2 separate regions of the Homo sapiens genome follow, and region 1 is linked to region 2. The links are chromatin loops, found by intact Hi-C in ENCODE. Cell type or tissue: Calu3. All regions are shown on one strand. Links, peaks and the distances in the headings refer to the core of each region. The heading gives the core; the rest is flanking DNA. Region 1 overlaps ZNF385B (zinc finger protein 385B). Region 2 has its middle 160 kb from the start of SESTD1.

The links. A loop is a pair of places that touch in the nucleus more often than their neighbours do. Peaks named below come from ENCODE experiments on the same cell type or tissue, not always from the same donor. Only the 100,000 strongest peaks of a DNase experiment are listed, where the experiment ranks them.
Region 1: a loop joins it to region 2, with 7 times the contacts of the local background. A loop is called at or near these places in 3 of 110 quality-filtered maps.

The regions. Positions count from the first base shown.
Region 1 is chr2:179,572,627-179,585,674 of GRCh38, reverse strand. The region is part of intron 3 of ZNF385B (zinc finger protein 385B); the gene reads left to right. Among named protein-coding and RNA genes, the nearest start is that of MIR1258, 280 kb to the left of the region's middle. In Calu3, for the core only: no CTCF peak of the experiment used is centred there; DNase peaks (open chromatin) are centred at 4,784 and 5,714.
Region 2 is chr2:179,416,835-179,429,882 of GRCh38, reverse strand. No RefSeq gene overlaps it. Among named protein-coding and RNA genes, the nearest start is that of SESTD1, 160 kb to the right of the region's middle. RefSeq lists an enhancer at 151-651. In Calu3, for the core only: a CTCF peak has its summit at 7,656 (motif pointing left); a DNase peak (open chromatin) is centred at 7,642.

The DNA.
Region 1 (13,048 bases), core at 1,951-9,950, 160 kb before region 2:
ATGAGTCAATTATTCCAAGACTGTTAGATTACATACTGAAACCTCTCAATTCAAGGAAGGATTTTCATAAACACACTTAATGGAAATATATTTTTAGATCTTGACAGATATAATGGCATATTGTTTTGAATTCATTGCTTTTCAACTTTGGAGTCATTCTCTTTTTAAAGGGAGCCCTATAATCATAGTGCAGAATGAGTCAGGTATTAAAGTTAATTTGTCATTTAGAAGACATACCGTAGGCAAGTAAATAGGTACTATAAAGACACCCTGAATCATGTGGTGCTCTGTTAAAAGGCAAAAACAATCCATTGGTGCTTACATTCAGAAATTCCATGAGGTAGGTCAATATAAATACCCAGGAGACTCTGAGAGCCAGAAACAAGAGCAGCCTCTAAACAGTATCCACATAACCTGAAGACAGAACTCATGCTAATGTTTTCCTTTTTTACTCTGGGCACATTTGTTACTTATCCTACCATAAGCACTGTCTTTACATCATTCCATTACTTTCTGCCAAATGTCTTGAAGGTATCTCTCTTTTATCCCATGCCATTGATTCCAGCCCACTGTAAGCTGGCTGCCACCCAGAACATACCAATAAGGTACTTCTGGCAAAGGTCACCAATGTCTTCCTAATTTCCAAATCCAGTGGATGTGTGTCACTCCTCATCTTACTTGACCTTTATGCTATGTTATGAAACTCTCCTCATTTGCTCTCTGTGTGTGACATCAGGACTGCCCTGATTTTCCTTCACCTCTGTCTCCCTTGTCACTGTCAGGTCCATGGGCTCCTCTTTCAAACACTACACTCTCCCTGGGTCATTTCATTTATACATATGGCATCTATATATAGGTGGTGTTCATTCTTCTGGCCTGAGTCATGCCCCTATGTTTCAGAAATGGAAATCTAACTGTCTTTTGGACATCTACACCTGGTTGTCCCTCAGGCAACTCAAATTCAACATATCCAAAACTGAACCCCTTCTTTCTTCTCCTCTGCATTCCTCGGTAGGCATATGTAGGTTTTCCTACTTACCTCATGCATACTTCCCCACTCCATGCCTTCTAAGCCACCTTTAGTCCTCCAGATATGTTGTACTCATTATAAACTCTGAGTCTTTGCACATGCTCAGAGGCCTTCCTGATACACATATGAAATATATATTTTCTTCATCTGGCTGAATTTTATGGAACTTTCAGGCCTTTGTGAAGGTGTTGCCTCCTTCAGAAAACTTTCCTGCCCCTAGACTCATGTTGTTCGATGCCCGTCTTTCTTTTGTCATTTTATAGTATTTTATACTGCATTGCAGCAGTTCTCAGTGGCTTAGGGAGTGAGAGGATAGGTGGTAGGAGGATTATTTTGCCCTCCCCACCCCACCAGGGACTTTTGACAATGTCTGGAGATATTTTTTGTTATAACAAGGGGTTAGGATGCTAGTGGCATCTAGTAGGTAGAGGCCAGGGATGCTGCCTACATCCCTATAATATTCTACAGTGCATAGCACCCCACAACACTGAATTATTCAGTTCAAAATGTCATTAATGCCAAGGTTGAAAAACTCTGCTCTAATGTAATTACCTACTTATTTTTCTGTTTCTCCCAGTAGACTATAAGCTTTTGGAAAACAGGGACTATGTCTTCTTCAACAATGTGTACACAACAAGTAGCAGGTTGTTTGGCACATGGCAGATGCTCGGTAAATATGAATGTATGAACTGAGTGGGTATGTTGATGGATGGTTTGAATGGTTTTTCATTCTGGCCCAGAGAGAAAATGTATAATTTATATGTGGACTGAGGGCAGTAAGATCTGAGGTTTCACTCCTGAAATGGCCCTGCTGCCAGTTCCACTGTTTGAGATACTGATCATGGGGATAGTAGGAAGACTGAAACTATGGATGTGTGTCTCTATTTTGTTGTCTATTTAAGGATATATAATTGTATTTATTTAGATATTTACCTGTATTACTTGCTGAGTGAGGTATAACTATGTACATGTTTGTATCCATTGCTAGTAACCACTAATAGGTCTGAGTACCTATTATATGCAAAATATTTTAGCATGCTGTTATGGGAAAACAAAGTTTGGTTTAAATTCTGGCTTAGTTTGAAAACTGAGCCATATAACCCTAAGCAAGAATCTTAGCCTCACTAATCTTCAGTATTCTCAACTAATAAGCATAGAGTTGTTTTGATGATTACATAAATGAAAATATATAAAGTACTTAATATATAGCAAGTCCTCAATAAATGTTACTTCCTTCTGCCTCTTCTCCAAACTCTCTATATTAGTTAGAAATTGCATTTGACACAGAAGCACAGCCCTGATAATAATGGCTTAAATTGATAGTTTATTTTTCTCCCACATAAAAGAAGTCTGGAGGTCTGAAATACAGGATTGCTTTGATGACTCCTCAGAGTCATTAAGAAATCCCAGCCCTTTTTAGCCTCAACATTTTACTATGCCTAAAGTGTGACCGTGGTACTCAAAATGCCTGTCATGTCTATGTGGCAAGCAGCAGACTATAGGACAGGGTGAAGAAGGTCATGCCTCCTCTCTTTGAAAGAACCTTCCAGGTGGATCACCTGAGGTCAGGAGTTTGAGACCAGCCTGACCAACATGGTGAAACCCCCGTCTCTACTAAAAATGCAAAATTAGCCAGGCGAGATGGCTCATGCCTGTAATCCCAGATAATCAGCAGGCTGAGGCAGGAGAATCGCTTGAACCCAGGAGGCAGAGGTTGCAGTGAACTGAGACTGCATGACTGCACTCCAGCCTGGGCAATAACAGCGAAACTCCATCTCAAAAAACAACAACAACAAAAAATATTGGTTTCTTAATGACAAAACTACCATGATAACATAAGATGTTGACATTAGCAGAAATGAGGTAAGGAGTATATGAGAACCCTCTGTTTACTATCTTTGTAATTTTTCTATAAATTTAAAATTATTCCAAATTACAAAGTTTATTTTTAAAATGCAAATTACTGGCACACATTGAAAACTTGTTAATTTTTGTAGGGCATTATCTATAGTGGATGCATTTGAGTATAATCTCCATGTGTGTAGGGACTTTGTCTAACTTGTTCCTTGATGTCTCCTCAAGAACTAAAGGAGTACCTAAGGATAATACCGGGGAAGAGAGCGCACACTCAAAAAACCCCATCTGATCTGTTTCTGAGTTATCGTGCATGCTCAGTGTATTATTCTGTAAATTGTTATAGCATCCTGACTAGCAGCTCTCCATTTCATAGTCCAGGAGAATCAGCATACTTTTTCTCCATAATTTTCCTAATGGAACATTTTATGAAATATAAGTCCTGGAGGAGCTGGTAACCAACTGCTAGACACTTTATTAGAAAAATAAGGGTCTGTAGCACTAATGCTAATCTAAGGAAATTAAAGTCTTTTTATAATCCTGTGAGATTAATAGATCAGGGGTTGAAAACTGCACAGTTCTAATTTTCTATAAATTAGTCTTTTCTCTCTATTAGTGTAAAAAATATCTAATGAGAAAAGTACTTGATTTAAAAACCAGCCTCACCACTTACTACCGAAGTGGTTATGAGGAAGTTTTAAAATCTCTCTAAGCCTAAATTTGCTAGCAAACTTGGAGTAGTGAGACTTTACAAGGCATATGTACAGTCCTCTATTAATGAAAATACAGGATAGTTTACTATAACAAGAGCACAATAATAAAGTGGTTTTCATAAGACAGAGGCTTGTTTCTGTCTCACCTAACAATTCAGAAATGGTATTACAGCTTATCGGGAGCCCAGTCTACTCCATGTTGTTGCTTAGGCACTTCTGGTGTGCACTTCCACATTCCAGATTACAGGAAGGAAAAAAGGAGGAAACACACCTTTCTAAGGGCATGACCTGGAAGTTATCACTTCTACTCATATCCCATTGGCCAGAACCCAGTCATGTGGTCCCAGCTAGCTGCAAGGAATTCTGGGAAATGCTTTCTGTATCTGGGAAGCAATTTGCTGAGCTCATACTTCTGATATTTTGGAGATTGGAAAGACAACTAGCAGTGCCTACCATAAGTACCTAGAGTAGTGCCTTACATGGAATAAATGCTCACCAAATGACATTCTCATTAAATCATCTGGAAGATAATTAGTGTGAAAGGAATAGGTAAGGAGAAACGTTTTACCAGCTATGACTTTTAAATCACTCAGAATTAAAGATAGACCTTCCTAGGAAACTATGTTTGCATTTGAAAATTTGCTCATCTTCTTGTAAATTAAAACACAGCTTTACAAAAAATAAGATCTTCTATTCAGCCTGAGGAAAATAAGCTGCAGAAGTAATTTTTTTAACTGTACTTGTTTTTATATGTAACAACTAGTTTCCCTTCTAGTTCAGGAAACTCTAGTAGAATTAGAAGGAACCATGCTTGGTAAAAAAGGAAAGATACAAAGTAAACTGTTACTTATTTTTAATGTAGAAATTCTTTTGTTGCACAGTTGTAAATTCTGTAATCATAATTTTGCTCCTGTCTACTCTTTGCATGGATTCAGTTTCAAGCTTTTGCCATAATTTGTATTTACATACATGGGACTGCACCTTTAAGGATCTATTTCCATTTTTCTTGGTTTGGTTTAATTATTTCCTAAGGATATTTACAGTAACCTGCTGAACTTGGACAGTTTCATTCCAGGGAAAGTAGTTTATACTGAACCCCATTCATGCTAACCTTGCCTAGGACATTCTTACATTCCATAGGCCACAACTCCAGGTTGTCAGCCCCTCATGTGATTTGTCAGACCACACTGCTCCCTAGCTGGCAGCTCGACAGAGTTCAGTTGGCCCTGCTCTTTGCAATGTGACGGATGAACATGATACCAGCTATATTAGTTTGCTTGGGCAGCTGTAACAAAATGCCATAGACTTGCTTAACAAATTTTTCATAGTTCTGAAGACTGAGAAGTCCAAGAACAAGTCTTCAGGCAATTCAGTTTCTGGTGAGGGCTCTTTTCCTGGCTTGCAGATGCCCCCTTCTCACTGTGTGCTCCAATGTTAAGAGAGTGCTCTGATATCTCTTTCTACTTATAAGGGAACTAGCCCTATTAGATTAGGGCCCACCTTTATTACCTCATTTGACCTTTATCACGTTCTTACCTGGCCTCCTGGCCTGTCTACAAATACAGTCACGTTGGTGGTTAGGACTTTAAAATATGAATTATGGGGGTAAGGGGGACATAAATACTCAGTCCATAACACTGGTCTTTCTTTCATTTATTATGATACCCACAAAGAGTGAGTGTTTTTTCTAGTATTTTCCCTATGCCATTCTGGGCAACCTGCCTAAAGTTTTCTATGGTGGAAGATTACGTTAGTGGCTTCCTAAACTCTCTTTTTCTAATGAGATCTCTGGTTTAATGGCAGTGTTTGGACCCACAGAATACCCTGGGAGTTATAAGATGTTAAGAAATTAAAATGTGATAAAATGATGTTTGTAGAGCACTCTGCACTTTTCTTGCTTACATTATTTATTTAATCCTCATGGTAATTTGGTGAAAATGATTGGGATGGTGCAGTGGCTCTATTTTATATATTAGAAAATTGAAGTTTGGAATGTTCAATATTTCTCTAAGGTCTTAGGACTAATAGTTGATTAACACTGAGATTCCATTCCAGGCCTTCAAATTTCTAAACCACATTAAACCAAATATGAGCTGAATTTGGCTCTGGAGCCACTAAAATTTGGTTTCAATCCAAGTTCTGTCACTTATTAACAGTAAGTGGGCAAGTTACTTAACTCACTAAAATTTCTCAATCTTCTCTGTGACATGCAAATAATAGAGTCCACCTTATAGTGTTCTAATGAAAATCAAATTATATAATGCATAGAAATAACAAAACATCTGCTACATAGAAAATTGTTCAAAATTGTTGGTTATTATTTTTAAGCACATATCAAATCCTATTCATTAAATTTAACTCTGAATTTATGTTTTATTGGACTTTAGGATAAAGTGTTATTTAAATTATATGAGCTATTGACAGATCTCCAAACACTTTACAAGTTTATAAATGTTATAAAATTTATGATATGGATTTTATTGAGATATGAGCATCTTAATGATCAACATTTGTGCACATTTATTTATATATTTATTCATGTATATATTCATGCCTGGTCAAGCAACAGATTAAAGCAATTAACAATTAGCAGATATTTTAAACAGCTGTCAGTTATACTTTAAGCAAGCCAGTGGGATTTTTTAGTTATCTAACTTTGGTATGAGGTCATTTAGTTATCTAGTTTTAGATTGAGGTCATTTTGTTCTCATTAATAAAAGAAGCTGAGTTTGGTATTCTTAGTTTTTATCTCACACCAGTAAGCCAGTAACACTCAGTATATGCTAATAATTATGATTAAAGAAATATTAAGGAAACAAAGATTTAGCTGCTTGAAATTTGGTATACTGAAAAGCCTAATTAATAAAATTTTCAGTTTTTCTCCACATTAGCCAGGATTTAATCTCCATCAAAATACATATTTTTCTATTAGTCTAATTCTACAAACCCAACATAAGAGGTCATTGTCACACAGTCTTATGTCAACCATAATGACTGGAAGGTGCTCTCCTAGTGTTCCCAGATTTGTCAGGTAATTTACTGTGTATGTCAGGATAAAGTAACAACACATATTTTAATTTGTTTTGCACATCATTCCTGATTCTCATATGGAAATAATTAGGGAATTTCATGCACTTCTAGATTTAATATGAGTGTGTGTTTATGGATATATAAGTAAGAGAATGTTCAGATTTCATAGAGGAGGTCAAATAAGCTTTTCTCAGGTAGAAGAAACTATACCAAACCAAGAGTTAACACACTTGATGCAAAGTTTATTAGCAATGTAAATGTCATTACCTCTGATTCGTGATCAGCTGAACAAACAGTGAAGGGCCACTGTGACTTTCAAGCTTTAGGAACAGAATCTAATGACCTTAAAAGGCAAAAGAACTGTTTCCCACTAGGTATGGATGGAAGTGATTCAATTCTGAGCATCATCATGATTGGCAATTAATAATGCAAATGACTTGTGTTGATCCAAAATGGTTCTCAGTATCTGGGCAAGGCAACTATGAATGTGTATATGAGTGAGGTAGATTATAACAAAATTATTTTCATTCTATGCCTCATAGTCTCAGAGTGACTGTATACACATAGGCACCACACACATCCTCTAACCATCTTGATTTGAGAGGGCAAGATGAATGTGCCTACTACATTAGTTTGCTTTTGTGTATAATTGTTACAGTTTTAAGATATGGCTTAACTTGTAGTGTGTACTCAGAAAGGAGAGTTACTCATTACCTTGTACATAACTCATTTATTGCCCTTGTAACATATTTGTTTTCTTTTCCCAACTACCTCTTAAGAGCAGGGACCCTGTCTTCGTTAGAATGAACACAGGCACTGGTTCATAGTAGATGCTTAAGAAATATTTGAATGAATTTATAAATGAATTAGAGCTTCTGAATGGAAGTCTATAGTACTTAAATGTGCAACATACATAAATATAAACATTATCCAAAGAATCTATCAATGTGTATATGGATGCACAAACACACATATACATCCCACGTTCAGAGTACTGTCACTAGTTGAGGAAAGTGATTAATGTCTAAGGTGCCTAGCCAACAATAATAGCATATGATTATGTAATTAAGTAATAAGTAATTGTGAAGGAAGGAAAAACTATTTAGATACTTACTGATTGCTTAATATAAAAAATGGATATATGTTAGCTTAAAAACATTATGAGAGTTAAATATATCAGCCTATGAAAAATAACAGAAAAGCAAACACATTGACACTTATTCATAGTCATCAGTATTTTTTTTTAGTAAAGACAGCACAAACCACTAAACAATTAGTTTATTCATTGTTTTCCTTACTGTGGCCATAACTAGTATTCATATTAGTAATTTATTAGGAATACTGACACATAATTATCCAAACTTTTGTAAAAAGCGATTATAGTTTTTTTCTGATAAGAAAAAGAAAATTTTCAATTTATAAGGTTTTAATAAGCCCTTAAATTATTTTTCCCCAAGATTAATAATTATAAAGGAGCATAGGTCCACTTATCACATTTTCTACCAGAAATATACTGGGCATGCATGGGCAATGTTTCTCTTTAAAGTAGATGCTGACACTATATAATTAGAGAATTACAATAATGGGTCTTACAGAAGAAAAGGAACCATATTCATATATACTTTTTGGCATACACTATTAGAGAAACTTTATGTTTCAGTGTGAGATTTATATATCTGATACATAATCAACTTTATATCAAGTATTCTCTAATGAGTTCTAATGAACTAGAAGTAGCTTTAAATGGAAAAAATATTATTCTAGCATCTCAGAAAATAGTTTTGGCTTATTCCCTATTAATTTTGACCTTAAAAAAATAAGATCCCTTTAGTCCACCTGGGCCTGGGTGGCCTGCTTATTTTCTCATAGAGGGTTCTAAAGCTTCTTGGAAAGTCTTAGGTTTTACTCTATTAGCCCAATGTTACAGGGCTCTTCTCCATGCCACAAATATTCATTTGCAGATAATGATACTTTCTACTGCCTCAATATATTTTTATATCCAGTTTTCTCCTGGATTCCTTATATCTTATCTGAGGAATGCTTAAAGCCGTCTGTTGTGAGATTTTCCTCAAACTTTCTCTAGCAAAAGGACCGGTTTTTATCATAACATACTTAATTAACACCTTGATCAAGGAGGCAAACAGTGCAGCAGAGATTCCTGGAACAAGATGATCAATTGGACTTACCCTGTGTTTGTTGAACTGCCTGAATTTTATAAGCCCATGTGGATATGGCTTAGAGCTGAGATCCAAACAGCTCCTGCTTCCTGGTCTCTTCCCTGAATTACATCTCTGTATTATCGGTATCTCTTGCCACCAGTTTTCTCTGAAGTCATTATAGACTATATAGAATTTATGAATCATGTTCAAATTTGTTAGTCATTAAATATTTGTCCAGAACTGGGTATATGATTGTGCACTTATAGAAAGATGCTCACAGTATAATGCAGTAACTACGGTGATGTGGAATATAGGTATTACAGGAACAAAGTGAAGGAATACTTCATCCAACCTTAGTGAGTCAAAAAGATACTTCCTCTCTTAAAAATGCATAGAAATAGTCAGATTTATGACCATGTAGGCCATGTTAGTGTAAATGACATGATGAAGGTGAAGCTCCATGGGCATGGGTACCCCAACTGTCTTGTTTAGGCCACATTCCCAACATCACGCATAGATGTGGCTCATAGGCCCTAACCCTCAGGACATATGTGTCAAATGGATAAATGGAAAAAAAGGATTCTAAGTAGAGGAGTAATGTGGTTCACTTTTGATTTTTAGATACGTTGATCTGGCAGCGGCATGGGAGATGGATCCAAAGAGATTAAAACTGGAGTGAAGGAGTCCAGTAATGATGTGAAGAGATGAGGGTCTGAACTAGGACAGAAGTCAGTCACAGGGATGGATTTGAGACGTTTTGGAGGGTTACACATGTAAGACCTGGTAACTGTGTGCCTGTGGGAAGAAAAGGAGAGGTACGGGGCAAGTGTTGTGCCAGAGTTGCCATCGTCTAACTTAAAGAATACAAGGAGAGGAGTTATCTAAGGGAAGAAACAAGTTAAAGTTTTTATGCAACATATTATCATTTAAATGTATTCCAACTTTTACTTTTAAAATGAACCCTTGAGGAAATTCTAATAGATTTTTAATGAAAATCTTGTAGCACTTTAAAATTTTTAACTATCCCATGGGCATTATACCAGCACTGGGTCAAGAATATAAACTAAAAACATGGGTACCTCCCTTTAAAAAAAAACAAAAGTCTTTTAAGAATACCAAAACACTTGGGCATAACTACCACTTATTCTTCATGCAGAAATTTTGGTAGAGAGAGAACTATATTAATTCTTTCCTCCCTTTTGCTTTCTTTTTTTTCTTGATATTCTTCCCCTGGGTCTGGCATTCTGCAGTAAAGTAGGTAGAATCAGCTACCACATGGAGCCTCACTCCCAGACAAGTGGCCTTTGAAAGCTTCTCCTGTAGGAAGAAAAGCTTTCCAAGGAAAGGAGCAATGCTTGCAGGCCAATGAGAATTCCAAATAAATAGCATTTCGACTTCTGCTTCTCAATCTGGTTTTAACATTTGGTGAGGGGCAAAACAAACCCAACCAAAGTGCTATCATTCATTTGAACTTAAAGTTCAAATAATGTTACATTTAATTTGTAATCAGATCATTATAACTATAGTTGAAATATATAATTCTGGTATAGTGAAGATTTGTACGAAATCTTGTTTTTATTTTTTTCTCACTTTTTGGCACTGACTCTCTTCTTCTTCTACATATATGTTTTATTATCACAGGATGAGTAATTTTATTGTCATATCGCAGAGCGAATTCTCCCAGCCCAAATAAATTTGGCTTTCAGCGTGGTTCTGGGACATCCAGTTGGCAATACCCAGGAGGTATCTGCATATACAGAGCTGAGGCCTGGGGCAGAGGCCTGAGCTCTGAGTAGCAGTCATTGGCAGAGAGATAATACCCTGAGAGGCAAGCAGACCATCCAGAGAGGGTAGAGGGCCACCAGCAGAAGACCGATGTTGGTACCTGAGCAGCATCAACATACACAGAAACGAAAGAAGGGCAGTTCTAAAAAGAGAAAGCAATTTGATTAGAGAGACTGGAGGAGGGCCTGGAGAGAGAAATATCCTAGAAGGCAGGGCTTTAAGAAGTTCAAGAAGGAAGGAGTGAGAGAGCAAGGGAAGCAAGGAGCTTCTCTCCTTAGGTAAAGCCCTTCCCCCCTAACATCCCTCCTTCCTTCCCTAACTCTTCAGAATCTTAAGAGAAGGCAGTAGTTAGTTGTTGTTGTGTCCATACTTATAAATGTTCACAATCTATGCTATGTGAAGAATATAATTTCTTCAATGTACAAGTATGACTTCAGATTAACTTCCTTAGTATTGCTTCCATCTAGTTAGTTTCTAGGCTTTGTGGCTTTTAATGGTCTTTTCCTGTAAGTAGCTACAGTTGATTTGACTGTAATGCCAGTGCTTCAATATTCATTATTTTAGTAGTTACCCAGCAGATTTTATCATTGTTTATTCAGAGATATTTTTTAGCCCACGCTGCTCCTTATTCAGGATAAAGCAGATAAATATCTTGCTCAGAGCCAAACAGGGATACTTTAGATTCTGCTTCCATAGACTTTGTACTTTGTTGTTTGCACTGGCTCCTAAAAATATTGAGAAGGATAAACAGAAAAGTTCATTTAATTGTACTGAGTTCATTTATTGTTCTGAGCAAGTACAATACTCCCTATCTGATTAGTATCACTTCTGATCTGTATTTTAACCACAGAAAGGTACAGTTTTGTTTTTCCCCAAATAGATTGTGGTTTACCTATATTTTCCCTATTGTAAAATGCAGTTTATGTGCAGGATTCAAACCCCTTAATTCAGGCCTGAGTCATACTTCTATCATCACCCTCAAATTGTTAATTTTTATTTGCCCGTTCCTCATGAGTAAAGATTTTGTTACGGATCTTAAACAGCATTATAGTAAAGGAGTGATTTTGAAAGTCATTCCTTTGGGTTCACAAGGATACCCTTCTGTGGAAAGAGAAAATGAAATAGATATTATAATAATAATGCTATACTTTTTATCAAGTTATGTCAGAACTCATAATTAACCTTATTTTTATGGCATTTTGGTGAGTTTGTTTTTATTCTAGTTCTCGTATTCACAGAGACTGAAATGTAAAAAAAATTAAGACTTTATCCAAAGCCACATAGGCATTAGATCTGAGTAACTTTGGCACTGCTGACACACAACTTGTCTTTTTCCTCTGAGCTTACTTAAAATACTTATGAAGCCTTGAAAGCTTTCTCATCCGTTTTTTATTTTTCCCTTACAGAGTATTGATTTCTATTTTTTTAACTTCAAAAATTCACATAGCACAATTGTTAAAAAGTTCAAAAGTAACTTTCTTAAATTTAGCTTTTAATCTAAATTTTTTATTTTTAAAAAGACCTAACTTTACAGCACATGACATAACTAATAAATAAAACAAACAAATATTCATCAATATTGAGCAAAATGATAAATTTTACTTTTGAAAAGTTTGTTTTCAAGAAAAACTGAACCTATCCTTTAGTTTTTTGTTTTTTTGGTTTTTCTTTTTTCCTGATAGCTGCTGGCCTCACAAAGTATTGTTAGCATATCAGTTTGGTGTTTTGGCAAAATAAAAATTAAAAATTATACTATTCCTTTCATCCAAGTCTAGGTGCTATTGCTTAAAATTTTTCTTCCAGAATTTTTCATGTGAAATTCTTGGAGATTGAGAAAAGATAATAATTCAGATCTATTAATAAAGATTAATTGCTGCTAGAGATATACTGTGAAATGCATATGCAACGTCTGAAAAGATATGTTACAGAAGATATGAATTCGCCATTCCTAAGTCACTTTCTTCAACTTTAAAGTATCAACATTTATTAGGTTAACATTAAATACTTGAGAGCAGATTCTTGAAATATTGACTAAATCTGAATTCTTGCTATAAGATTTGAAATATCTGAAAATCAAATATAATTGGGAAAATTCTGCTACTTTATTATTTATTAAATAGTCCTAGTAACTTTAATGATAGCCACATATTTTAAACAAATGATTATCTTTGACAGAGGAATTATAAATGAGAGCCTCATTCAAGAATTCCCTTTATTCATGGCTGTTGTTTGTCTGCCCTTCTTTTTGGCGGTACAGAATAAACAGGGCTTAGTGGGAAGGGGAGGACCATACAGTCTAGCACACAGGCCTTGCACAACCTCAGTCTTTGTGGTAGTATGGGTAGGTAGAAACCAAAATCCCTGAGTTGGAGGGGTTTTCAGGTCAAAGCTTAGAAATGACATTTCCCTCCAAACTGACCTCTCGTTCTGTGTTCTTTCTCCATGATAGGCCCTTCCATCTACCCAAGCTGGGAGCC
Region 2 (13,048 bases), core at 3,003-11,002:
ACAGGTTAAAAATCATCTCTATCTGCTTTGAGTGTGAATTTTGCTTCCATGGGGTGATGTCATCTGGTTTTCTTTCTGAAACCTCATGCCATTATCAGATTCTATAAAGTGAGCCACAGGGGGAACCTCACACAGAGCATGACAACAGCAGGACAGTAACCATATTTTATGAGACAGAGACTCTCTCCCTCCTTTCTCTTTCCTTCTTTTGAATTTTGCTAGCCAAATACAAACCCTTGGCAAAGGGCTTTCTCATTTAGGGACATCCCTGATAACTCTAATATGTTGTGCTCTGGCCATGACTATCTCAGAGAAATGCAGGGTGATTCCCTTTTCTGCATCCCTTAGAACATTTTCTAAAATAAAGCTGGAAACATGCATTGCAGACGGAAATGCAATCCTGTTCACCGAGAACTCCATGCCTGGACTCCCATTACAGAGCCCCCGGGCAAATTAGCCACTGAAGAGAGAAACCAACAGATAATGGAAGGATGCCGTGCACGTGTTTGCATACCGTCACACCCAGAAGTTAAGACCCATCATCTGTGAGTGCCAGGACCTGGAGGGGGAGAGCAGGTTTCCAGCCAACTAATAAAGCCGGTAGATGTAAGCTGCCTGGCATCCCCAAACAGGTGGAGCTGCTGTGGGGGCCTCCGCGAGCAGGGAGGCAGAAGTGGGGGTTGATTTGCTAGTAACTGAGGCAGGAGGCAGTCATCCACAGGTGTCCCAGTCGGTGTTGATTCCACGCAACCTGCTCGCCTACTCTCACTATCTGGAGACGTAGGTAAAATACTGCTCATTAAAAGCAAACACAGGGAGTGGAGCTAAGCTATTAGGCAATGCTGGAACTTGACAATTTAGGATAAGTCAAAATCCTTAGAGACAAGACCAGTTTGGCATTTAGGAAGATCAGGAGTCATTTTCGACGAGCAGGGGGTGCACTGTTTTAGCTGCTAGAGCTTTGACGCTGGTAAGCTTGACTTCCCGGCACAGCTCCCTCCTAAGAGCAGTTCAGTCGATAAAGGGACCCGTCTGGAGCAATTGCAAATGCGCTTGGCTCTAATTTCAATAATCAGTGTGAAACCTTGATCCAGCATGTGTTGAATGCAATGCAGTTTTCTTTTTCTTCTCTAGGAAGCAGATGGGAACTGTTACAACAAAAACAGCCAAAGGAAAAAGAAAGCCTGTTGTTTTGCTGCCCCTGCAAGTAAGTGGGAAGCAGTTTCCTGCTTTCTCCAGAGATGTTTGGAAGAAAATAGGATGTTCTAGGACATAAGTCTGAAAAGGTAAACAAGCCATTTAATTAACTGAACCACTTCAAAGCAAAAAAACAGGGAAAGGGTGGGATTAAGTACAAATCAATACAAACTATAGAAATATGAGATTCTTATCGACATAGTGTTTCCTCCCAAATTTTATACTGGCCTCTGCCCCCTCCCATCACCAACTACTCCAACATAAAGGTGCCTTCTCCCAGGCAGGAGCCATTTTATTGCTTTAAACCGGTGTGTGCAATCCCTTTAGACTTTGGTTTCAGAGGGCCCATGGCAGGTGTGCCTCTGAATCCTGGGACCTAAAACCTTCTTAGTATTATTTGAACTGTGCCTTGCACAGTGGCTTCCATTATTTAGTAAGTTCCTTCTGACTTGATTGTGGGGATCACGAAGATGAACTGCTACCATTTTATTTAGTTATTTTACCTGTTCCCAGGCGATGCAGATAGGCAGTAAAACTAATTAAATCAACACTCTCCATTACCACTCTTGCTATTTCCCCAGAATAAGTTGTCACTCTCTCTAAGAAAAAGAATTTTTTCCCCAAGGCTGTTTTAAAATGATAATACAACCTCTGCTACAAACGCAGGAGGGCTGGCAATAAGATGTGCAAACCTACCTTTCTAAATTTAATTAAACTCATGTAGCAAGGATGTCTTTTGGAGCCATAGTTTTCTATTGGGTTCAGGCATATTTAGGCATATTTGGAGAATTTGCAGGGAGGAATCTCTTTGCAGAGCAGAGCAAATGGCCTTCTCTCACAGTCAGCTGTCCCAAAGAGGAAGGGCCCAAAGGACCCCTGGCAAGTGAGGAAGCAGCTATGGGTTGAGAAGCTTAACCTGATAGCAAAGCCTTGGAGGGGGAGACAGTCCTTAATCTTTTTGGCTCATAGACCCCTTTGAGAACCTGCTGAAAGTATTGGTATTGGACCCTGTCCAATACCACAGAAAACATTTACCTATGCATTTGCAACACTCAATTTCTTATACCACACCAGATGTATTCTCAGATTCCAGCAAACCCATCTGTGGATCACCACTGATGGTTCTGTGGACTCAGGGAAACACTTTCCTTAGAGTTTCTGCTTCTCAAGAATTAACTGGAAATAGCTCAGCATCCCTACCCTGTCTCCAGCCCACTTCCCTGGATGCAGGTCTGGTCCTGGACAGAAAGGAGGCCACTGTTCTCAATTCAGTAGCACTGGCCACCAAGTGACACTGCTTTGGCCTCCTGTGTCTGGATTCATTCCAAGGAGAAAGATTTGGTCTCCCCCACTTCACCTCAGGCACTCGTAGGACAGCCACCAGAAGTGGACATCTATGCCCAGCAGAGAGGTGGGACAGTGCACGTGCCATGGAGGTGCCACACATGTGGAACACTTCTGGGAGAACCCACCAAAGCCTGGGGAGCTGGGGACTCACCCAGGCAAGGGCACCTGCACCAAGCCAACCAAATGTGAGTATAATGGTACAGTGATCTCATTTGTACATTATACCTGATAATTACCTCCTTTACATCATTATTTGGGATTTGGTACTGGACAATGTTAGTCTAAGATACAGGGGCATTTCTGGAGTAAAGTTCTTTCAAAACTTCAGTTTATTACAACTAATTATTTTTTTAGCATTTATTTATTTCATATTGTCATGACGGTTAAACACTGAAAGCATCCCTTGAGGCAGACATCTCCGAACACAACTCTGAGAAGGGTGGTGGAGTAAGTGGCTGTGTTTCCAAGGTGAGAATACTGAAGGGCTAGGCATGTAGATAAGTGTGTTGGAGGGGATGGGAGTGGGAGGCAGTCTTGGATAATACATGCAGATGTTCCCCCTGGTCCAGTGGTAGGAAGCTGCACTGACTTGCTGAATCTTAGGAATATATCTGCACCCAAAAGCAGGCTCAGTACTTGAGAGATTGTTGTCTTTTTGCTTCTATATTCATGTATTTACCTCTTCTAGTCTACTGGCATTTTGTTTCTTTCAATGTATTGAACTACCTTATAAAGGTGTTGGCAAAAAACAGAATTACAACAAAATTATTAGAATCTATGCTTTCCATATAATGGTGGGGGATGTTGCAGGGGTGCTGCTATCAATATCTTAAATAGAACAAATTAATATTCAATGACTAAAATAGAACAAATTTAGACTCTACTTTAGGTCACCTGTAAACTTGAGCAAGTCAGTTAACCCGTCCTGTTCCCTTAGACGCAAAATAGGATTTCAGCTAGATTATCTCTAATGTACATTCTGTTGAAAAATATTATTCATGCCTGTAATCCCAGCACTTTGGAAGGCCAAGGTAGGAGGATCACTTGAGCCTAGAAGTTTTGAAACCAGCCTGGGAAACATAGGAAGACTCTGTCTCTACAGAAAATTTTAAAATCAGCCAGTTGAGCATACCTATAGCCCCAGCTGCTCAGGAGGCTGGGGTGGGAGGATCACTTGAGTCTGGGAGGTCAAGGTTGCTGTGAGTCATGATCCTATCACTGCACTCCAGCCTGAGCAACAGAGTAAGACCTTGTCTCAGAAAAAAATAGTACTGTAGATATAACCATGATCATAATACCTTGATTTTGTATGGATCTTTGATACTCACAGAGCACTTTCTTTACTTTAATGTAGCTTATTTAGTGGTTGAGAACATAGGTTCTGGAGGCAGACTGCCTGTCTGGAACTTCTGGTTCCACCACCTACTGTGTGGCCTACAGCAAAGTATTAACCTCTCTGTGCCTTGGTTTCCTCATCTGTAAGTGACAATAATAATTCCTTCCTCATAGGATTGATATGAGGATTAAATGAATTGTCGCATACAATGAGCTTAGAACAATGCATGGTATATCACAACTGCTCAATAAATATAAATGTTAATTGTATTTATTTAAAAACTTAATATGTGAGTTGGTGCTTTCTTTTAATTTTTCATTTGATTTACCTCTTTTGCTTTTTTCTTATACATCTTTTTTACTCCATTTAATCTCTTGTGAAATAATTTAATATGGTCAACAAATTTGAATTTGTGATGGCCAACTTAAGGGCATCCTTTAGTTGTGTGCTGAGATACTGTTTAAAGCTGATACTCATTGAGATGTCATTTGAAACTATTCTTTTCTCCCACTTGTACCAGTCATATGTCTCCAAGTGTCTTAAGTAGTTTATTTTGCTCATAAATAGAATCCATCCAATAGTTCAACTTATTTATGGAACCCACCGACTCTTCCATGAAGGTAAGATGGCTAAGCACCTATAAAGTGACATTTAAGGGTCACTAAGAAGCTGCCTATTTCAAATAGGTCCCACTAACCACCTCATCCTTCTATCGGCATCAGTGTTTCTTTCTCTTCCTATTTTGTCTGAAACAAACACTGTGACTGCTTTGGTGACTAAGGTATAACTTACTGCTTTGGGGCAATAGGGAAGGTACTGCTTCTAGAAAGTACAAGCACTGTACACACAACATTTACTTTTCAAGGCATTTTAATGTGATTATTCTCATATGCACCTTCCAATGCACCTGAAGGACCAGGTAATCTTATCACAATCTACAGATGAGGAAACAGAGAAGCTGAGAGGTGGCCAAAATTACAAACATACTTATTGACTTGCTGAGCAATTAATAAGTGCTCAGCTTGGTCTTCTTTGGGGGCTTAAAATAGAAGACCTACATTTAGAGGAGTTTACAATTTAACTTTCTTTTTTTCCCTTGGAGGTTAGGAATTGTGTTTAAAATTTCTAGATTTCTAGATTAGCTGTTGCCTTGAAAAACAGAGAGAACCTACGACAGAGAACAAGAAACCAAAAACAGCTGAGTTTCAGAAAGAAAGTGAAATGGAAGAAGATACCAGTACATGATTCAAATGATCGAAACAGCCAACAGTGATGGTCTTTAGTAATGCAGAACTAAGATGAAAAAGCAGCTGAGGAAAAATGGGCCCTGAATGCAGGGTTAGATTCCCGATAATTCACTGAAAATAAGTAAAACCAACAGTGGTCAGTTTGTCCTGGGACCAGCCCTAGATCTCACACAGCCCATGATATTATAAAGACAAGGATCTCTAGATGCTGAATTACACATAGCAACTGGAACTTCCTCATTCTGAGTGGAGGATCAGATGAGGGCGTATTCATCATCAGGAAAACTGCTCCCTGATATTGTCATAAAGTCGTGTGAGATTTTATTTATTTATTTTTTACAGTTTCAGGGCTGCAAAAGCTATGAAGACATTTTAGTTCCACTCTCTTTCAAAAATTAGCAATTTATATTGCACCCTTATTTACCATTTGATTTATTTTCTCTGGCTTTCCTGCCTCATCTCGCTCCAGATCCTCTTGAGCACCTGCTTCACATCACACATTATTTCTCAAGAATATCTTGTTTAGTGCATGTCCTGCCTAGCAGTCATTTCCCCTAATTACTAATGCTGGTAATCAGCACCTGGCCATCACCTGAGACTTCCATCTCCCCATCTGTGTAGTGTAGGTATGCCTAGGCCACCACTGGCTACATTGGGTATGTGATCCAAGTTCATGCTGCTAAACTGGAGCTTGAGAAATGGAGAGAATTAGGGATCCTTCATTGGGCAGTGGTGTCCTGAAAGCATTTCCCACTAGTTGTTGTCTCTAGATCCCTGAAACTGTCCTTCCCAAGACCCAGCCTCTCATCTTTTCTTAGATTCTGTAAGTAGTTCTGTCTTCTCCTACCAATAAATTCCCATTTCCCTTTGTGCTAGCCAGGATCAATTTCTATAGCTTACATCCAAGAATTCATAACTGATACAGTGCTTCAGACACATCAGAGCAAAAAAAAATTGCTTTCCCTGTAACCATTAAGCTTTAATATGTTTAAAAATCCAAGACCTTTTGCTATGTTGAGAGACAATATGTCATATAATGAGTAAGAAGCATGCGCCCTTCCTGGTTTGAATCCAAGTTTCATCCCTCACTGTCAGTTGAGGGCACATAACCTCTCTGGTCCTCAGTTTTTCCCTCTGATAATAATAGTTTCTACCTCATTGAAGTCTTAAAGGTCTAAATGATCTAATAGGATCTTTGTATGTATTTAGTACAGCTAGTACAGAATCTAGGACTTAATAAGCTCTCAATAAGAGCATCCATTATATTTCTTGCTCTCCATATCCAGTAAGTTCATATTAAATCAGGATGAATAGGCTAAGCGTTCAGAATTTGAATAATTTCCTTTCAAGCCACTACACCAACATATTGTGTGATTTCTGTGTTGCCTCCATCTTTTTGCTATAAAATGAAGTAGAACAGATGGATTGTGAGATAATGAGTGTATAAAGCACTATGAAATCCTTAGATAAAAGGGGCCCCTGAGCATCATTATCACATGACAAGAAATCGACTGTTACTTTAGGTCAGGTTTTATATTTTTAATATATTTTAAACGCATTTCTGGGTCAACATGTGAGATGAGGAAAACAAGTGGTGTTTGAACAGAAGCTCATGAACAGTGGTATAATTACTTCCTGACCTGCACTGCCTTACTGTAGTCAACTGACTGCACAAAGAGTTTGAAAAACAAAAATCCTAATTTTTCTGAGGTTTACAATTTTTGGGACCTAGTTCTGATAAATAAGGCCATGCCAAGTCTACTTCTGTGACTTGGATAGGCTCAAGCACTTGTAAGTAAATCATAGAACATTCAGCTATTCATTTTTTAATAAACATCAAGCCAGAATCAGTATCCTTTCTCAATAGAGCTGTTTTTAGAGTATCTCAAAATTCCTTGATACTTCCAAGGACACCAACATCATCTAATTTGTGAATTGCAAAGATTATCTCCCTTTCAGTCATTACGGGGAATATAATAAAAATAACCATAATTATGCCCAATGAATGATAGACAATTCCATGGGTAGCATGGTTTGGAATTGAACCTGGATTTTAGTTGTCTCTGGCACTCATTAGCTATGTGACTTTGACAAATTACTTACATTATTTTTTTTAGTTAAACAAGATAACACATAATTTATAAGCTACTGTGTGAAAAACATCTAACCCAATATCTAGCACATAATACATATTTCTTCTCCTTAGGGCCCTGAGATAAAAGATTCTATAACCTTGGTGCAATCCTAGAGCCCTCAGGTTTTCAGGTTATTCTCTTGAGGGTTAAACTGAGTTTATAAGAACATAGGAGAGTGGTAATTTTCCTATCTGCTCCTGAGATCTCCAACGGAATTAACAGGAACTCCTGAAACTGTTTTCTTTCTCAAATTACCCACATAGGAAGTCTATATAGTAATGAGAAATAATGGGACTGAAAACGGGACCCAGGTAAACTTCTATTCCTAAATCTGCTATCAACATCTGCCGGCCAGGACGCAAGCAAACTCACAGCTTTCTGGTGCCCCCTGGAGGCTACCAACACTGTGCCTCATAATGCAAGGAACTTGTCTCTAAGGGCAAAAAAGGGAAATTCGGTCTCACTCCTACACATGTTAAAGTAAAAAAAAATAAAAAATAAAAAAATATAAAAAAATAGGAAACTTCACTACACTAAGCATTTGAAATATATTGACATTTGTAATTTTTACTACAGTCTATAAGATTGTTAAAATTATCATACCCATTTCTAGATGAAGAAGGCCAAAACCCAGAGAGGTTTACTAAGTTCACAGTGTCCCACAGTTAAATGAGTAATAGAGCTAGAATTCAAACCCAAATAGCCTGATCTAAAGCTAGACATATTAGCCATTATTTTATACCTTTAATATGGACATAGTAACCATTACTTTATAACCTTATACTTTTTACGTAGTCTTTGGATACTTTGGTTTGTATCTAAAGACTAAGTGCTAATACCTTGGAAAGTCACAAAAATATAAGGATTGGCCTATGCTTTTTACCAAAGTGTTAAACGTGTTGAAATTTCTCAGCATATTCCATGTATATAATAAATTAGGTACTAATTTTTGTTTCTTTTATTTCTGGCATATCATGTTCTGTGTATTTTTTCCCATAAAAACTAAGTAAAACAAAACAAAACAAAAAATTTTCTCAAGCTTTTGTCGTCTGATACTAAATTCATTTTTATTTTCTCATATAGAGTAGTTATCTTTATTTCTATGCTCATTAACATTCTATGTCTGAATCCTTTAGAAGAAATAATAACAAATATTGCAGACAAGGTCATAAAAATGATATTCCAGAGAAAGGCAAATCAAAACCACAATGAGACATCACTTCAAATGCGTCAGCATGGCTACTATTAAAAAAAGAGAAAATAACAAGTGTTGGTGAGGATGTGGAGAAATCGGAATCCTTATGCACTGCAGGTGGGATGTAAAGTGACATACCTGCTATGAAAAACAATTTGTCAGTTCCTCAAAAATTAAAAAATAGAAATACCATATGATCTAGCAACTCCACTTCTGGGTATATATATCCAAAAGAATTGAAAACAGGAACACAAACATATATGTATACCCATATGCATAGCAACATTATTCACAATAGCCAAAAGGTGAAAGCAACCCATATCCTTTGATGGGTGAATGGATAAACAAAATGTGGTTTATGTATACAAATGTATACACACATACATACACACACTGAAATATTATTAAGCCTTGCAAATTAAGGAAATTCTAACACATGCTACAACATGCATAAACCCTTAAAGACATTATGCTAAGTGAAATAAGCCAGTCACAAAAAGACAAATACTGTATGATTCTTCAAGTAAGGGTACTTGGAGTACTCAAATTCATACAGAAAGTAGAATGTTAGTTGCCCAGGGTTGGGCACAGAGAAAAATGGAGAATTATTGTATAATGGATACAGAGTTTCAATTGTATAAGATGAAAAATTCTGGAGAGGGATGGTGATGATGGCTGTACAACAATGTCATTGTATTTAATGCCTTTGAACTATACATTTAAAAATAGAATGGTAAATTTTATGTTATATATTTTACCATAATATTTTAAAATAAATTAATTAAGAAGACTGTTTTTTATCTTTTAAGTTCAGGGGTACATGTGCAGGTTTGTTTTATAGGTAAACTTGTATCCTGGGGGTTTGTTGTACAGATTATTTCATCACCCATGTATTTAGCCTACTACCCTTAGTTTTTTTCCTGATCCTCTCCCTCCTCCCACCCTCCACCCGCTGATAGAACCCAGTGTCTGTTGTTCCCCTTTGTGTCTATGTGCCCTCATCATTTAGCTCCCACTTATAAGCAAGAACATGGGTAATTTGGTTTCCTGTTTCTACATTAGTTTGTTAAGGATAATAGCCTCCAGCTTCAGCCATGTCCCTGCAAAGGACATGGTCTTTCTTTTTTATGGCTGCAGAGTATTCCATAGTATATATGTACCACATTTTCTTTACCCAGTCTATCATTGATGGACATTTAAGTTGATTCCATGTCTTTGCTATTGTGAATAGTGCTGCAGTGGGCATATGTGTTCATGTGTCTTTACAACAGAACAAATTATATTCCTTTGGGTATATACCTAGTAATGGGATTGCTGGGTCAAATGGTATTTCTGTCTTTAGGTCTTTGAGGTCATTGCCACACTGTCTTCCACATTGGCTTAACTAATTTACACTCCCACTAACAGTGTATAAGCGTTCCTTTTTCTCCACAACCTCACCAGCACCAGTTATTTTTTGACTTTTTAATAATAGCCACTCTGACCCTTAGATAGTATCTCATTGTGGTTTTGATTTGCATTTCTCTAATGATCAGTGATGTTGAGCTTTTTTTCATTGATTGTTGGCTGCATGTGTGTTTTCTTTTGAAAAGTGTCTGTTCATGTTCTTTGCCTACTTTTTCAGGGAGTTGTTTATTTTTTTCTTGTAAATTTGTTTGAGTTTCTTATAGATGCTGGATATTAGACCCTTGTCTGATATATAGTTTGCAAAAATTGTCTGCTATTCTGCAAGTTGCCTGTTTACTCTGTTGATACCTTCTTTTGCTGTGCAGAAGTTCTTAAGTTTAATTAGATCCCATTTGTCAATTTTTGTTTTGTTGCAATTGCTTTTGGCATCTTCGTCATGAGATCTTTGCCCATGCCTATGTCCTGAATGGTATTTCCTAAGTTATCTTCCAGGGTTTGTATGGTTTTGGGTTTTACATTTAAGTCTTTAATCCATCTTGAGTTAATTTTTGTACATGGTATAAGGAAGGGGTCAAGTTTAAATCTTCTGCATATGGCTAGCCAGTTATCCCAGCACCATTTATTGAACAGGGAATCCTTTCACCGTTGCTTGTTTTTGTCAGGTTTGTTGAAGATCAAATAGTTGCAGCATGTGGTGTTATTTCTGGGTTTTCTATTAACTGTAGTTAATACCACAATGGGCAATAGATCTCTTGAACTTATTCCTCCTACCTAACTGAAATTTTGTGTCCTTTGACAAACAGCTCCCCAGTACCCCTCCCCTCCAGCGTAAAAATGTTCACAATAACATTTTTAGGTAATCACCATTTTACTCTCTGTTTCAATGAGTTAGACTTTTTAATACTCTACATGTAAGTAAGTATTCAGCTTTCTGCATCCAGCTTATTTCAATCAACCTAATATCCTCCTAATTCATCCATGTTGTCACAAATGACAGGATTTTCTTCTTTTTAAAGGCTGAATAGTATTCCATTGTGCATATATACCACATTTTCTTATCCATTCACCTATTAATAAACACTTAGGTTGATACCATATTTTGCCTATTGTGACTAATCCTGCAATAAACATGGGAGTGCAGATATCACTTCAATATACTGATTTCATATTCTTTGAACATATACCCAGCAATGAGATTGTTAGATAATATGGTAGCTCTATTTTTAATTTTTAAAGGAACCTTCATACTATTTTCTGTAACGGCTGTGCTACTTTATATTCCCACCAACAGTATGCAAGTGTTCCCTTTTCTCCACATCCTTACCAATACTTTCTATCTTTTGTCTTTTATGTTTGTTTGTTTTCAAGAGACAAGGTCTCATTCCATGGCCCAGGTTGGAGTACAGTGGCATGATTATGGCTCACTGCAGCCTTGAACTCCTAGGCCCAAGCAATCCTCCTGCCTCAGCCTCCCAAGTAGCTAGGACTACAGGCACATGCCACGATGCCTAGGTAATTCTTTTGTCTTTTTGATAATAACCATTCTAACAGGTATGATGTAATATCTCATTGTTTTAATTTGCATTTCCCTGATGATTAGTAATGTTGAGCATTTTTTTCATATACTTGTTGGTCTTTCATATGTCTTTCTTTGAGAAATTTCTATTCAGGTGCTTAGCCCATTTTTTAATTGGATTTTTCATTTTCTTGCTATTGATCTGTTTGAGTTCCTTATATATTTTGGATATTAACCCCTTAACGGATTTATCGTTTACAAATATTTTTTCCCATTCTGTAAGTTCTCTCTTCACTCTGTTGATTGTTTCCTTTGCTGCACAGAAGATTTTTTGGTTTGATGCAACCCCCAACAGTCTATTTTTGCTTTTGTTATCTGTGCAAACATGTTACATGTTAGGGATCATATCCAAAAAAAATCTGTCTAGACCAAGGTCATGGAGCTTTTCCCCTATGTTTACTTCTAATAGCTTTACAGTTTCAGGTCTTACATTTAAATCCTTAATCTGTTTTGAGCTGATTTTTGCATATGGTGTGAGATAAGGATCTAGTTTCATTCTTCTGCATGTGGATATCTAGTTTTCCTCGGACTGTTTATTGAATAAACTGTTCTTTCCCCATTGTGTGTTCTTGGCATCTTTGTCAAAAATCAATTGACCATAAATGCATGGATTTATTTCTAGGCTCTCTATTCAGTTCCATTAATCTGTGTCTGCTTTTATGTCAGTACCATGCTGTGTTAATTATTATAACTTTAATTATCTATTTTTGTGAAACACAATCTTATGGTTTAAAACCACATGATTTGTTATTTCTTATGATCCTGTGAGTCAAGAATTTGCATGGCTCACCTGGCTTGTTCTGCATGACATGATGTCAGCTACTGAACCTGCATTTATCTGGAATCTGGACTGGGGCTGACATCTGAGATGCTCTTCCACCCCTAGCATTTCTCTCCTTGTAGCCACTAATCATTTATTAGTCCAGCCTATACTTCCTTATAGCATGGTGGCAGGGATCCAAAGGAAAAAAAAGCGGAGGTTGCCAGAACTCTTAAGAACTTGTCTTAGAAGTCCTAGAATATTATTATTTTCAGCACATCTTATTTGTAAGACTCAAGGGGAGAAAAAGTAGACTCAGCTTCTTGATGTGAGGGGCAACATACAAGAGTGGGGGAATTGCCAGCAGCTATATTTGGAGATTTTCTACCACAATAACATTTTTAGGAGATTATTTTATTTAAATTTTTTTTATTATTTTAGATTCAGGGAATACTTGTACAGATTTGTTACATGGGTATATTGTATGATGCTGAGGTTTGAGCTCCTAATGATCCCATTGCCCAAGCAATGAACATGATACCTGATAGATAGTTTTTCAAGCCTTTTCTCCCTCTCTCCTTTCCCCCTTCTGGGATCCCTGGTGTCTATTGTTTTTACCTTTGTGTTCATGTGTACCCAATGTTTAGCTCCCACTTAGAAGTGAAAATATGTAGTATTTAGTCTTCTGTTTCTGCATCAATTTACTCAGAATAACTGCCTCCAGCTGCATCGATGCTGCTGCAAAGTACATGACTTTGTTCTTTTTTATGGCTGCATAGTATTTCATGGTGTCATATGTACCACATTTTCTTTATCCATTTCATCATTGATGGACACCTGGGTTGATT